Regions from separate parts of the Homo sapiens genome. Here region 2 is linked to region 1. Evidence: read pairs that join two places in POLR2A ChIA-PET (ENCODE). Cell type or tissue: PC-9. All regions are shown on one strand.

Evidence for each region. ChIA-PET counts read pairs that join two places held together with the same protein. Peaks named below come from ENCODE experiments on the same cell type or tissue, not always from the same donor. Only the 100,000 strongest peaks of a DNase experiment are listed, where the experiment ranks them.
Region 2: POLR2A ChIA-PET joins it to region 1 with 18 read pairs; 3 of 35 experiments call an interaction of 5 or more read pairs at or near these places.

What each region holds. Positions count from the first base shown.
Region 1 is chr10:73,232,387-73,240,386 of GRCh38, forward strand. FAM149B1 (family with sequence similarity 149 member B1) reads left to right here. Exons shown (of 14, transcript NM_173348.2): 10 at 553-777; 11 at 2,431-2,554; 12 at 2,807-2,932; 13 at 6,926-6,998. It also overlaps a transcript of DNAJC9 not described here. Among named protein-coding and RNA genes, the nearest start is that of DNAJC9, 11 kb to the right of the region's middle. In PC-9, no CTCF peak of the experiment used is centred here; no DNase peak of the experiment used is centred here.
Region 2 is chr10:73,663,487-73,671,486 of GRCh38, forward strand. It overlaps SYNPO2L-AS1 (SYNPO2L antisense RNA 1), which reads left to right. Exons shown (of 3, transcript NR_187519.1): 2 at 4,240-4,875. Among named protein-coding and RNA genes, the nearest start is that of SYNPO2L, 11 kb to the left of the region's middle. In PC-9, no CTCF peak of the experiment used is centred here; DNase peaks (open chromatin) are centred at 355, 1,335 and 3,115; H3K27ac peaks cover 930 bases.

The DNA.
Region 1 (8,000 bases):
GACCCTTTGCCCACTCCCAGCTTTCCAAAGAACCCAAACCCAAATCCCTGCCAGCTCCAACTTGCTCAGCACTTTAATTGCTACAGTGGGAGCCACACTGGTGCCACAACTGCTCCCAAGCAGCAATATTTGTCTTTCAGTTGTCTTTCTGGTGACAATCTTTCAGCACAAAAGAATGCCTCAAACAGAGTAGGAATCAGCCCCTGTGGCAAATTTTTGGGAAGCACTTTGGAGTAGGTGTCCTTCAGGCTTGCCTTCACTGGTGACTAAAAAAGTGACTGTGATGGCAGGTGGATAATGGACTTGCTTTGCCAAATGTCCATTCTAGTAAATTATGTTTATGATTGAAATAATGTCCCACTTTTAAGAACAGATTCTCATGCCTGAGCTAGAGTACCATCTGGAAACTAGTGTTACTTATTGAAAGGTTTTTATTTTTGCTTTATTTCCCCCTAAATGTAGTTTCTAGTCTAAGGCTTTTTACCCCGTTAGTCTTGTCTTCCTTGACATACTGATCTTTACTTCATTGTGGGTTTCTGATTTGGCTACTAGAGATCTTGATGACAAGCTACTTATGAGGCCTGGGTCCAGTACCATCCTTTCAACTCGAAATTGGCCAAATCGAGCTGTGGAGTTTAGTACATCATCTCTGTCATACACAGTGCAGTCCACCAGGAGACGCAATCCACCACCACGAACTCTTCATCCGATCAGCACGAGCCATTCATGTGCTGAAACACCAAGATCTGTGGAAGAAATCCTCAGAGGAGCCCGAGTGTAGGTTTCAAAAGCAGAACTTCTGGAAACCGTGGTAAAACTAACACATTTTACATACAGAATTAATTTAAATATAAGACTGAAATCTATGCCTAGAAACTAATCATTAAGTAGTCTTATGACAGATTGCCCATGGGTTTAGATCCAACACAAAATTTTTTAATGTGGTTAAATTTTATTTTATTTTATTTTTTTAGATACAGTCTCACTCCTGTCGCCCAGGCTGGAGTGCAGTGGATGATCATGGCTCACTGCAGCCTCAACTTCTGGGCTCAAGTGGTTCTCCCACCCCAGCCTCTCAAGTAGCCGGGACCACAGGCGGGTGGTGCCACCATGCCAGGTTAACTTTTTGTGTTTTTAGTAGAGACAGGGGTCTTGTCATGTTGCCCAGGCTGGTTTCAAATTCCTGAGCTCAAGCAATCTGCCTGCCTCAGTCTCCTAAAGTGCTGAGATTACAGGTGTGAACCACCGCACCCAGCAGGGGTTAAATAATTTTAATGAAATAGATATTGAATCTTTCTGTTGATCTAGCTAAAGAGTTCTATTTGTAAAAATAAAATGTTGGCTAGAATACTATATTGGGGTTACAAAAGGAATAAAGAACCTATTTATTTAATCAAACATTTTCCGTGCTGGGAACATATTCAGTGAAATTCACTCCAAAATAATAGTTAATTCCCCTTTAAGGTTCTTCTGTACCATTGGGATCTGCTTATTCCATTGACAATGAAAACTTCATAAACCTCAGATAAGTAGTTGCTTACATACCAGCAAAAATATCCCTTAGCACTTCCTAGGAAGTGACACTAAAAGTAATCGCCTTTCCCACCCTTCATTCACTACACACTCTGAGCCTCATCATGCAAAAATACCTAGGAGCCAATTTTAAACATAGAATTCTTTTAGCTGTTGATTCACAAAATGTCTTAGGATGATTAATTTCTAAAAATATCCTCAAAGGTATGAGATAATAAGGCCACAGCAGTGTTTTCAATGCGGCTTCCAAGTTAAGCATTATTATGTGGATGTAGCTATATCTATACCAACAGAGCTATAAATGCATTCATTTGGGGATGAGTAGTCTTGATGTATAATTAATCTCTCATTCCTTCTGACAGTACTTTTTTTCAAAGTTGAAAAGTAAGTTGCTTTGTTACTTCTGGGACATGAAAGTATCATTCAGTTTCAATTACTGTCTTAAGGATAAGGAATACTGCAAGCTGCTCCAGATCCTACTGAAGGGAATGAAGGTTTAGGAACTTTACCCGAGAACTATAGTTATTAGGGAAAACGATAACCAGAAGGTCCAGAACTGTCAAGAATTCCATCATCAGCTGGGAATTTACAAATCCAAATCAGCAGAGAAGTGCAATACCAGATAGGGACAAATGTTTTATTCCAGTTCTGTGGGAGAGAAAAGGCCAGCTTCTGTTGTGTACCCAGAGTATAGAGCTTCAAAACAAAATCAGAAAACACTATTTTAAAAACTAATTTTCCAAAAATCCTGAGATCTCTACTTGAAAACATAGGTAGCCTAAAGCTTTCTGTGCACATTAAACTCATCTGCTTCATTTATCTGATTTCTAATCAATTTGCTGGTATTGTTATAACTTCATGCTTTCATACCTTCGTGTTTGTTGGTGGGATCTGCAGCCCAGTGGCACCCGACTCGCTCTCCTCTCCCTCACCGACGCCCCTGAGTCGAAATAATCTGCTACCACCTATTGGCACAGCTGAAGTGGAACATGTGAGCACTGTGGGGCCACAAAGACAGATGGTATGTTTCTTTCATATTGCCTCTCCATGTACTTACCATACAACCTAATGGGCAGTAATTCTGCAGGATCTGTGCCCTGATCTTGATTTATACTGTGTTTTGTCAAAAGTACAAACACAGTGCTAATTTATGACGTGGAATTGGAGCTGTTTGGCCTGCACTTACCATATCTGCCATGGTCGATAGGGTTTTAACTACATACCACATTACAGATAGTTTTCACTGTTTCTGTAACTTTTGTCTCCTCTGCAGAAACCCCATGGCGACTCTAGTCGAGCTCAAAGTGCGGTGGTGGATGAACCTAACTATCAGCAGCCACAAGAAAGGCTCCTTTTGCCCGACTTTTTCCCCAGGCCCAACACAACTCAATCATTTTTGGTAGAGTGACGTACTTCCTAGAATGGTCTTGATAGTTGGGGAAAGAAAAGGTGGGGGGAATAATAGTTTGGCAGACTTAAGATTTTATCTAGAGGCTTAACCCAGAATAAAAGTTGAGTTTCCAACAATAAAAAGTGTTATAAATACATTTTGTTCAAATTCTAACTAGTCCCTGATGCCTATTCTTTAATGCCTTATACAGAAATCACAAATATTCTAAGCAATTTAACACTTAAGATATGTCTGACCACAAGCAAGAATATTAAATCCCAGTACACATCAGATAAGCATAACTTTATTATGTAATCCTGTTCTTCTGGAATTACATCAAAAGTGGTCTCAGATTATGATGAGTCCTGGTGGATGAGTGAGTTGGGACTTTAATAAAAAATTTTTTTCAGAAGCAGGCTCTTGCCATGTTGCCCAGACTAGACCTGGAACTCCTGGGCTCAAGCAATCCTGCCTTAGCCTCCCGAGTAGCTGGGACTACAGGTGCACACCACTGTACCCAGCTTAGGACTTTTTCTTTCTACTGGTGTTTTAAATGCTGACACTGCCTACCATTTATTAGGCATTTACTAGCCCTTTTAAGTAATAGAAAAAACCTGATCAGCAATGGGGTCATGCACTGACCCTCCCCATTTGTAGGCTGGGAGCTCGACCCCACATAATCTGCTTTGTGGCAAGAGCACTTGGAGAGCCTGGGGAAGTAACCAGGGACCCCACATCCTGACAGTTTTCAGGATGGTAGTGTTTGCAGCACACTTGTCCCAACTCATGACCCTTGAACCACAGCAGGCTAAAGCACTGCAAAGTTTTTCTTCTATGAGAAGAGTGGTAAGGATAATCAATATCAGACCTCTGTATTAGTTTCCTAGGGCTTAAGAAATGACCAAACAACTGGGTGCCTTAAAACAGCAGAAATTTTTTCCTCACAGTTCCAGAGGCGAGAAGTTCAAAATCAAGGTGTCAACAGAGCTATGCTCCCTTTGCAAGGTCTAGGGAAGAATCTTTTTGTCTCTTCCTGGATTCTGGTGGCCACCTGTGATCCCTGGTGTTCCTTGGCTTGCAGCTGCATCACTCCCAATTTCTGCCTTTTTTTTTTTTTTTTTTGAGACGGAGTCTCGCTCTGTCACCTAGGGTGGAGTGTAATGGCGCAATCTCAGCTCACTGCAACCTCTGCCTACTGGGTTCATGTGATTCTCCTGCCTCAGCCTCCCGAATAGCTGGGACTACAGGTGCCTGCCACCACGCCCAGCTAATTTTTGTAATTTTACTAGAGATGGGGTTTTGCCATCTTGGCCAGGCTGGTCTCGAACTCCTGACCTCATTATCTGCCCACCTCAGCCTCCCAAAGTGCTGTGATTATAGGTGTGAGCCACTGTACCCGGCCTTTTTTTTCTTTTCTTTTTTTTTTTTTTTAAGACAGGGTCTCACTCTGTTGCCCAGGCTGGAGTGCAGAGCACAGCTCACTGCAGCCTCAACCTCCTGGGCTTAAGTGATCATCTCACCTCAGCCTCCTGAGTAGCTGGGACTACAGGCACATGCCACCATGCCCTGCTAATTTTTTTATTTTGTAGAGATAGGGTGTCACTATGTTGGCCAGACTGGTCTCAAACTCCGAGGTTCAAGTGATCCTCCCACCTCAGCCTCCCAAAGTGCTGGGACTACAGGCATGAGCCACATGCCCAGCCTGCCTCTGTCTTTACATGGCTTTCCTCCCTGTGTGTCTGTGTCCAGGGTTCCCTCTTCTTATAAGATACCAGTCGCTGAATTTAGGGCCCACCCTAATCTAGTGCGACTTTACCTTAACTTGATTTATCTGCAAAGACCCTATTTCCAAACTTGGTCACATTCACAAGTTCCAGGTGGACATAAATTTTGAGGGAACACTGTTCATTCTAGTAGACCCCACGAGGCTGACTTAGGGAGAAACTCACCAAAAACAAGAAAAGGAAACATGAGCATTTCTGATTCTTGGGGTTCAGTGTGAACCCCAGAAAGTTTGAGAACTTCTACTGAATTTGCCTTCTTATAATCTGACACAGGACATTTATTAAGTAGTACTTGATGATTATATTACACAGCTAGATTCTCTGAAACTTTTTTTTTTTTTGAGACGGAGTCTTACTCTGTCGCCCAGGCTAGAGTGCTGTGGTGCAATCTCAGCTCACTGCAGCCTCCACCTCCTCCTGGGTTCAATCGATTCTCCTGCCTCAGCCTCCTGAGTAGCTGGGACTACAGGCACCTGCCACCATGCCCAGCTAATTTTTGTATTCTTTTAGTAAAGACAGTGTTTCTCCAAGTTGCCCAGGCTGGTCTTGAACTTCTGACCCCAAGTGATCCACCTACCTTGGCCTCCCAAAGTGCTGGGATTACAGGCGTGAGCCACCGCTCTCAGCCAAACATTTCATTTTTTTTAAGAGACAAAGTATCTCGCTACATCACCCAGGCTGGAGTGTAGTGGTGCAATCAGCACACTGCAGCCTCAAACTCCTGGGCTCAAGTGATCCTCCCACCGCAGCCTCCCAAGTAGCTGGGATTACAGGTGTGCACCTCTGCACCTGGCTAAAAACATTTAATTTTTGATTGCCTTAGGAATAAAACTGAACAGATGAAAATGTTTCAGTCTTCTCTTTAAGTTTATTAAAAAAAAAGTAAAAATTACTTACCATTTCTCTCCCCATTTGCTGTCATAAAAAGGGAGATAGCTAGTTGTTTAGTTTATTAGGAATGCTAGCTGTGAGCCGGCTGCAGTGGCTTACACCTGTAATCCCAGCATTTTGGGAGGCTGAGGTGGGCAGATCACCTGAAGTCAGGAGTTTGAGACCAGCCTGGTTAACATGGTGAAACCCGTTTCTATTAAAAATACAAGAAAATTAGCCAGGCATGGTGGTGCATGCCTGTAATCCCAGCTACTCGGGAGGCTAAGGCAGGAGAATTGCTTGAGCCCAGGAGGCAGAGGTTGCAGTGAGCCGAGATCGTGCCATTGCACTCCAACCTGGGCGACAGAGCGAGAAGACTCTGTCCCCCCACAAAAAAAAGAATGCTAGCTGTCCTGGGCCTGGCACTACAGACTAGCACTTTGCTCCTTGCTGTTTTCATCTAGAATAGGGGCCAGTAAACTACAGTTCCTGGGCTACTCACTTGGCCTACCGCCTTGTTTTGTAAATAAACTTTTATTGGAGCAGTGCCACCAAGCTCATTTATGTGCTATCTATGGCTGCCTTCATACCATAACAGCGAAGCTGAGTAATTGCAACAACCACCCTATGGTCCACAAAGCCTAATATAATAACTATCTGGCCCTTTGCAAAAAATAAGTTTGCTGACCCCTGATCTCTAAAATATAGGGGCTTCACCAGAAAAAGCTTCCTGAAATCTCTTGATTTCAGTGCTCTCTCAAGGGAACTACTGGGGGATGTTTTTATTCCAGAAGCCCCAGCAGGATGTCATATATAGCTTTATTTGATATTTGCATTTTAATATTGTAGTCGTATCTCTACATTTTTTAATTCCTTGAGGTAACTGTGAAATATTTGCATTTCATAATGCTAAAAAGTAAATGTAAAGTTAAATTTCGATATGGTGGTAAAGTCATAAGTATTTCAATGTTGCTGAAAAGGCTGGTTGTTTTAAATGAAAGCATTCATTTAAAATATATGCAGCAGCCAACAAAAAGAAATGAGACGAACCCCCTTAGAACTAACTGAAATATTAAACCATATGGATTATTTATAACTCCTGATTTCCTTAACGGCATAGTAATAATATTGAAGAATCTGCAATTTTTACAATAAATGGCTTTGTGGGCATCTGGCTTGGGATTTTCTACTTGAAATTCAACCCAGTGCACTCAGCTGACTTTTCCCTCAAGTTGGTAGTCTATGCCTTTTACCACTGTTGATTTCAAGGTGTTCCTGTGAACCTGCTAAAATATTATCCTTTGTGAGAAGATGCATCATAAGAAGTGTCTCCTCTTTTGTCTTGTAGCTGGATACACAGTATCGTCGCTCATGTGCAGTTGAGTATCCTCATCAGGCCCGACCTGGCAGGGGATCTGCAGGTAAAGGTGGGGCCATGGCCCTTATTTACTACTGTGTGGTTGTGTTAAGACCCAGCCTTTGTCTTTTTTCCTACACCTATTTCCCCTTCTTTCAGATTTTCTTGGATTTAATGTTTTCCCACATCTTTGTAAATCACCTAAAATTCATTTTGGAACATGGGGTATAATAAAAAGCTAGGAGAGTTCTATTGCTCAGAGCCAAAAAGTTTCAGATTCCTATTTTCTTCATACCATGTAAATTAACTTCTCACTACTTTGGTAAACTGCCTTTTTTTTTTTTTTAAATCTAAAAAGTTCAACCCAAATTAGTCCTTGTTGTAATGTTCAAAATATTCTTTAAGAACATAGCATGGATTTTATTATGCAGGCAAAATCCATATTCCTATGGATTAAACTGCTTTGATCAGTTAATCTGTTAGGCCAAGGTAAGAAAAGAAATTCTAAACCATCAGGATATGCTGAGTCTGATTCTATCGCATTAACTCTTTTTATCTTTAAATTATACTCTGTAGATGTACTAACAAAGAAGTGATGGGAGAAAATTGAGGGATGTCTTTTTTGAGACAGTCTCACTCTGCTGATCAGGCCAGAATGCAGTGGCATGATCATGGCTCACTGTAGCCTCGAACTCCGGGGCTCAAGGGATCCTCCCACCTAAGCCTCCCACATAGCTAGGGCTACAAGCAGTGCCACCATGCCCAGGTAATTTATTTTTTGTAGAGACAGGGTCTTGCTATGTTGCCCAGGCTGCAGGATGTCTTAATTCTTCCTGTGACAGTCTTCTCACCACCATCAGGGTCATTCTTATTATGCTGAAGGTAAATTTAGAAGTAATGGACAGCTGAGATGTTTCCTGTTAATGATCAAAATAATCAGCAACTATGGTAAAAAACTAGTCTGCCTCAAACCATCTTTGTAGTCCAAGTGATTTCTCAGCTCAGTTCCCCGCAGCATTGTCTGGTAGTCTTTGAATGCTTTTGTCAGATTATGCTTTCAGATCTG
Region 2 (8,000 bases), 430 kb after region 1:
ACCCAGCACCAGGACTCATGCCCTGCCCCCAGGAGACCTCCCCAGGTCTGCACCCCTCAACTCCGTGCTGACTTGGTAGAGCAGGAGACCAGGGTTCCTGAGGGGCCAAGGCCTCCCCGCAGGTCCTCGCCTGCCTAGTAACATCCACCTCCAATGGACCCAGTCTGCCCCAGATCCCCCCAGCCCAGGTAGAAAGGAGCCCCAGGTCCTCACTGGCTCCCTCGGTGGCCTTCTCGGTGCGGTGGGCCAGGCCCTCGGCAGCCAGCTTTCCCAGGCCTCCCAACATCGTGTGGCAGCAGACAGTGGTGAACTAGGAGGCTGAGGACTGGCCCAACATGCTTTTATAGCTGCCTCTGGTGCCTATCTAGGCTCTGGGGCAACAAGCCCTCGCCCCAGCCCAGTAGGAGGCTGGACAGGTGAGTCAGCGAGGGCGGCAGCAGGAAGGGGCTGGGCGGAGCCACCCTGGCACTGGGGTGGCAGCATCCCCTGACAGCATGAAGCTTCTATAACCCTGTCCTAGGGACCCCGTGAAGGATAGGGGCAGGGAGCAGGGCTGGACAGGAGAGATCTGGACATGCCTCTTCCTTGAGGCAGAGGGCCTGAGTGCCAGCCCCCCTGAGACCAAAGCTTCCCAAGCCTGGGTACTGATATGTACCTGGAGACAAGGCCTAGGATTCCAAGCCTGCTGCTCAAGGTCCCCAGTGTGGCCTAGTAAGAGGTTTGGGGGTTCTATGGGCCTGGAGACCTAGGCAGTCCTTTGGGTCATGAACACAAGTGGAGTGAGGGTGACTGCCCTCCCCATTCCTGGAGACCCTGGCTCTGCAGAGCAGTTTGCGGCCTCCATGGGACAGCGTGGGGTGTTCAGGGTGGTGCCTTGCCCGAGTCAGAGGGGGGCACAGCACTGGGCAGAAGCGTAGTCACCAGGCGTCGCTCAGCTGATGCTCACTCACCCAAGAGTGTCTGTGAGGTCAGCGGTGCCCTCCTATCCCCTGGCAGTCCTGGAGGAGTAGACAGAGGCCTCCACCACCACTCAGGGAGATGCTTCTGGCCTTAGCTAGAATCCCCTAGAAAGCAGCTTCCCCGGCTCCTGGTGCATCGCATGAGGAGTGGCAGGGCTGCTCCCTAGTTACTCATGATGGACAGACGTGCCTCAAGCCCCCTGCCACATGCTGCTTCCCTTAGTCACCAGCCCAACCTGAGCCTCCGTTTCCTCATCTGTAAAATGGGGATAGCCTGCCTTCCTGGCTGTGTCACTAATCGTCCCTGAGACAAAGCATGCAAGCTCCTGATAAACACCTGTTCCCTCCACTCATCACTGAGGTGCCCTTTGGCAGTGAGCTCTGACCAACCGGTAGGGTGTGCCAAGGAGTGACTGGGACTTGAGGCTGCCTTGGAGCCAGAGGGCTGGGGAATGTTACTTCCACTGGCCAGGAGCCAAGGAGAGGTCTTCCCATGCTCCTACTTCTGGGGTGCAGGCCTGTGGCAGGGGTCTGAGGCTCTCTCCCCAATGCAGGCTCCTGGAGCTGCTCTCCTGGGTGTGTTGGGGCCTGATTAGTTTACTGGACTGTGGGCCCTCCCAGCCTGGGACTCGGGAGCTGAGACCCTCTTGCATTCCTGCATGGTGTTTGCGGGCTCCAGGGCTATGGCCAGTCCCCCTAGGGTGGACAGTGGGTATCGTGGGCAGCAGGACCTCTGGGTCTCAAGACTACGGCCCCACACATGCCATTGCTATCTCCTTTGGGCAGGGGTGAATTGGGGCTTAAACAATTTAGAGGGGCCCTCTTTATGAAAAAGAATACAATAATATGATTCTTGCACATTTTTCATTTATATACGTATGAACTTCTGGACCCAGAAGGGGCTGTGAAAGTCGGGGGCCTGGAGCTCAGGCGGGTCCAGGTGACCCTGTCCTACTTTTGTAACAGCCAGAGTCCAGGATGTTTTGCCCAGGGCATTGGGCTGGCACTGCAGAGGCCTGGGGGATGGGGGGACACCTGGGACATGGCTGGTGGGAATTGTTTTAGGAAACCTCAGGGATTCTCCCTGGACCTGTCAAAGCCCCTTCCCTGTTTCTTCTGAGGCTGTGTGTTCCCCACTCGCACAAGGGTCCTTTCTATGCCTGTTCCGCTGATAAATGTCATCTGCCTGCTCTAGAATGGCTTCCAGACCCCACAGACCCCCTCCTCATGAGCTCCCACCCTAGGGTACTCTCCACCAGTCCCCGCTTTCAGGAGCTCACCAGACTCAGACAGCCTGTTGTCAGAGCTCAGCCACACAGCAGGACCCTGGCCCACTGCCCAGCCCAGAGCCAGGCCCACCACAGCCTCTGGGGACAACTGCCCTTCCCCCCACCCCCTCCACATGGTCCCCTGCCCATGAGACCCTGCCCTGCTAATTTAATGCACTGCCTTGGTGTGAGCACTGATTCTAATGACAACATACCATGGCCTTCTGGGCAAGGCTGGGTCCAGACACAGATCCCAAATGCCTGCTGGGGAGAAGGCAAGAGGCCCGGGGAGGCCCAGGACCAGACATGGGTCCCAGGCCCTGGTGCCCTCCCTCTTGGCCTTCCAGCTGCTGCTGCTGTGACCAGATTCCCGTCCACCCAGCCCAGTCCATGGGCCCCAGCAAGCCATCTGTGCCCCACAGAGGGCAGACCCCTAAGAGTGGGACCCCTTTCTAGCCAAAGAACATGAGATAGCCCCAAATCCTCCTAAACATGATGGATCCTGGTCTGAGGGGCTGGGCTCAGGTGACTCCTGCAGGGAACTTCACCTGCCTGGATGAGGTCAAGTGTGAATCAGGTGGGGCCTGCCCTCCACCACCCCATCATGGAAGAGGTCCAGCCCACAGTAGGCCCAAGAGGGCCGCCCTTGGACCTAGGGACCCAAGTCAGCATATCCTGAGTCAGAAGGTCAAGTCCAGCCTCCCCTCAGGCAGGGAGAATCTGGCTTTGACAGGAGCAGATAAATTCTCAAGGTGGAATTTGCCCAACAAACTAGTTTGGCAAGGGACTAGCTGGCTGAATCATTGAGTCAAGGACAGCCAACGTTTCCAATAGTAATTTGCCAACTTAGAAATGACCAATTCTGGAAAACAACTTGTTTATTTGAAATACTTAAATACTTAGGCTGTCTCATGTCTGAAGCATGATGATGCCTTGCATGCTTTAAAGGACAGACGTCATGAATGCCAAGACTTTTGTGGCGGTCCATCCTGCCAGTGTCTTCTCCCACTTTTGCTCTGTGGATTTGAGCTCACAGTTTGTGCTGTGCCCACCACCTGCCCACCCTAACGAGACTCCTGGAGACTTGGCTGGCCAGTCACCAGAGGAAGAGGGGCCCAGCAGCATGCCAGCATTCACCCACCTGTGGGTATCAGTCAGGCTCCTGGTGGAAGCCAGAGGACATATTCGAATGGGTATTTGAGGAAAGGGGCTGTTCACAGAAGTGTGGACAGAGTTAAGAGAACCAGTAAGAGATGAGGAATGTCCTGGACCAGCAAGAGTGGGAGCTGTTATCTCCCTGGGTCTAGGAAAGGTGTCCACAGATCCCAAAGAGAGCTGTGGCTGTAGAGGAGGATCATCAGGAGCTGCAGCCATCAGTAGAAAGATGTGGCCACTGCCAAACCAGCAAGGAAGAATCTGAGCAAATAACCACCTCTCCTCTCTCTCTCCCACCTCCTATGACATCCTCCACTGTTTGAATTCCACTAGGGCCAGACAGTGAGGCACCCTGGTGATGCAGTCCAAGAGGGAGTGGGCAGAGAGGAGCCAGTGGGTATGGAGGGGAAACAGAGAAACAGAATTCCAGCTCACTCTGTGGGATTTCTGGGTCTGATAGAAACATGGCATTATTATTATTATTATTATTATTATTATTATTATTATTTTGAGATGGAGTTTTGCTCTTGTTACCCAGGCTGAAGTGCAGTAGCATGATCTCGGCTCACTGCAACTTCTGCCTCCCGCGTTCAAGAGATCCTCCTGCCTCAGCCTCCCAAGTAGCTGGGATTACCGGCACATGCCACCACGCCTTGCTAAATTTTGTATTTTTGGTAGAGGTGAGGTTTCACCATGTTGACCAGGCTGGTCTTGAACTCCTCACCTCAGGTGATCCGCCTGCCTCGGCCTCCCAAAGGGCTGGGATTACAGGCATGAGCCACTGTGCCCAGCCTGCAGCAGCTAAATTTTACAGTGTCTCTTTTCTCCTTCTGGAAACTATATGGAACAACAACAAGACTGAGGAGGAGGAGAAGGAGGAGGAGGAGGAAAAAGCCCATCATCAACACACACATCAAACTCAACTTCAGAGAAATTAGGAAGCTGGGAAGCCATGTAAACCAAAAGCAGGAGACACCAGCAGAACCAACGCAGGAAGCCAGGGAAGTGCAGAAGAACAGGGCAGGGGGCAACCCAGGGGGGAATCTTCACTGTTGCCAGCAACACACACTCCCAGCAGGAGAGGACCCTCAGAGTGAGAACGCAGAGCTGGAGAAGTGAAGAAGGAGCAGGTGGTGCCCGGGGAAGTCCAGGGGTGTGGGATCTGAGAGCACCCCTTCCCAAGAGAGGAAGGAACACTTGGGAAGGCAGGGCTGAGTCCCTGGAGGCTGTATCCGGGAAAGGAGGATGGCAGTAGAATCTTCCTGAAGCCGAGTGGGTTCTGAGAGGCAGAGGGGCAGTGGTACAGAGGTGAGGCTGACACTTCTGTGCAGGAAGGGCAGGCTCCTGAGGAAGGGAGCCCCGAATGCTCTCCACTAGATTCCCAGGGAGCCCCACTCCCTCCACAGGGACCTCGCGCTGACATCTGGGAAATGCCATTCATACTGGAACCTCCGACACACTGCCATGAATGTGAGGGTTTCGTGACTGATGGGGTAGGTTTCTCTCTTCCAACTTAATAGTATAATTTCCATTTATTCCTCCCCCAGCCTCCCTGAACATTCACCTCTTAGATAGCCACAGTACGGTGATCAGAACCAGGAAGTCCACATTCTCATATTTAACTATATTAAAATTATTTCACAAAATAACCAATTTTATTAATTTAATTAAATACATTTAAATAATGTTTAAATATATTTAAATAATGTTTAAATATATTTAAATAATGTTTAAATATATTTAAATAATTTAACTAATTTAAAATGAACATATTCGCTAAACAAAAGACCTTATTGGAGTTTCACCACTTTTTCCACTAATGTCCTTTTTCTGTTCCCAAATTCCACCCAGGATCACGCTGCATTTAGTTATTTCTTAGTCTCTCGCCATTTTGTAGGACTGCAATAACAGTTCCTCAATCTTTCCTTATCTTTCATAACCGTGACATCTTGAACCAGTACTGATCACTATTTGTCAAATGTTCCTCGATTTGGGTTTGTCTGATGTATTTCCATGATTGGACTGAAGTTACACACTTTTGGCAATTACAGCACAAAAATGATGTGGAATCCTTCCCAGTGCATTCCATCAGAGTTATGGCATTGATAGTTCTTCTTACTGATGATGTTGAACTTGTTCATTTGGTTCAGGTTTCTGCTGGGTTTCTCCATTGTAAAGTTACTATCTTTCCCCCTCATAGGGGGAAAGATCTTAGGAGAAATACTTGGAGACTATGAAAATTTTGTATTTTCTCAAACTTTAAAATTTTTTTCAGGCCAGGCGCAGTGGCTCACGCCTGTAATCCTAGCACTTTGGGAAGCCGAGGCGGGTGGATCACCTGAGGTCAGGAGTTGAAAACCAGCTTGATCAACATGGAGAAACCCCATACGTACTAAAAATACAAAATTAGCCAGGCATGGTGGTGCATGCCTGTAATCCCAGCTACTCAGGAGGCTGAGGAAAGAGAATCACTTGAACCTGGGAGGAGAGGCTGCAGTGAGCTGAGATCGTGCCATTGCGCTCCAGCCTGGATAAGAAGAGCAAAAGTCCATCACAAAAAAAAAAAAAAAAAAAAAAGGCCAGGCGCAATGGCTCATACCTGTAATCCCAGCACTTTGGGAGGCCAAGGTGGGTGGATCACCTGAGGTCAGGAGTTGGAGACCAGCCTGACCAACATGGAGAAACCCCATCTATACTAAAATAAAATACAAAATTAGCTGGGCATGGTGGTGCATGCCTGTAATCCCAGCTACTCGGGAGGCTGAGGCAGTAGAATTGCTTGAACACGGGAGGTGGAGGTTGCCGTGAGCCGAGATCCTGCCATTGCACTCCAGCCTGGCCAACAAAAGCAAACCTCCATCTCAAAAAAAAAAAAAAAACAAAAAAACAAAACACCTATTTGACAGCCGGGCATGGTGGCTCACACCTGTAATCCCAGCACTTTGGGAGGCCAAGGCAGGTGGATCACCTGAAGTCAGGAGTTCAAGACCAGCCTGGCGAACATGGTGAAACCCCGTCTCTACTAAACTTACAAAAATTAGTTGGGCATGGTGGCATGTGCCTGTAAGTTCCAGCTACTTGAGAGGCTGAGGCAGGAGAATCGCTTGAACCCAGAAGGCAGAGGTTGCAGTGAGCCGAGACGGTGCCATTGCACTCCAGCCTGGGCAGCAGAGTGAGGGATCTCAAAAAATTATAATAAAAAAATAATAATTCTATTTTGAATTGTGGTAAAATATGCATAAAATTTACTACCTTAACCACTTCTAAGTGGCAGTCGGAACAGGGGTTAAGGAGAGCCCTTGGGTTGGGTAATGTAGAGTATATTCACATTGCCATGCAACCAATCTCCAGAACTTTTTCATCTGACAAAACCAAAACTCTATATCCACTAAGCAACTTCCCATTTTCTCCCTTCCCCATGTCCCTGGCAACCCCCGTTCTACTTTCTGTTTCTATTAGTTTGCTTACTCAGTCTGGATGCTTCACATAAGTGAAAGAACACAGTATTTGTCTTTTTCTAACTGGCTTATTTCACTTAGCATAATGTCCTCAATGTTCATCCATGTTGTAGCATGTGTTAGAATTTCCTTCCTTTTTAAGGCTGAAGAATATTTTATTGTATGTATATACCACATTTTATCAATTCATCTGCCTATGGACAATTAGGCTGCATCCATCTTTTGATGAGTGTGAATACCACTGCTATAAATATCAGTGTACAAATATTTCTATGAGACCTTGCTTTCAATTATTTTGGCTATATACCCAGAAGTGATATTGCTGGATCATTTGGTAATTCTATTTTTAATTTTTTGAGAAACTGCCTGTCCTGTGCTGAGCAGGTCTATATAAACCTACCCGCAAAGGCCAAGGAACCTGAGATACCAAAGAAAGAGGCTGACAAATCCAGTTTCTCAGAAAGAAACATTTAATAGGCGTTTATGAACAGAAGCCAAGTCAGGGATGGCACCAAGATAAGATGGTGGATCCCTGTGCCATTACCCCCACCCCCCCGACCCAGGGCTTCTATAGCATAGGGGAAGGGTAATGCGGGCTTCGGCAGGGATGTGTATGGCCAGACACGGTGGCTCACGCCTGTAATCCCAGCTCTTTGGGAGGCCAAGGTGGGCGGATCACCTGAGGTCAGGAGTTCCAGACCAGCCTGGCCAACATGGTAAAACCTCATCTGTACTAAAAATACAAAAATTAGCCAGGCATGGTGGCAGGCGCCTGTAATCCCAGTTACTCGGGAAGCTGAGGCAGGAGAATCGCTTGAACCCAGGAGGTGAAGTTTGCAGTGAGCTGAGATTGTGCCACTGCAGTCCAACCTGGGAGACAGAGTGAGACTGTCTCAAAAAATAAAAAATAAAAAATAATATTTTTAAAAAGATAAAATAGAAATTGTAGATGAATTCTTGGAACTGGGATTAATCAGAATATGGCAGATTAGCCTCCAAGATGGAATTGCTTTACTCTCATTCAAGGTTTCCCTCATTCTTCACTCTCCCCATGCTGGTCACCTTGCTGTTTGTTCCTCAAACACATATGAAATGCGTTTCTGTCTTGGCAGTCATCCTGCTACCTGTAATGTCAGCACTGCTTTCTGTTGTCCCTTCAG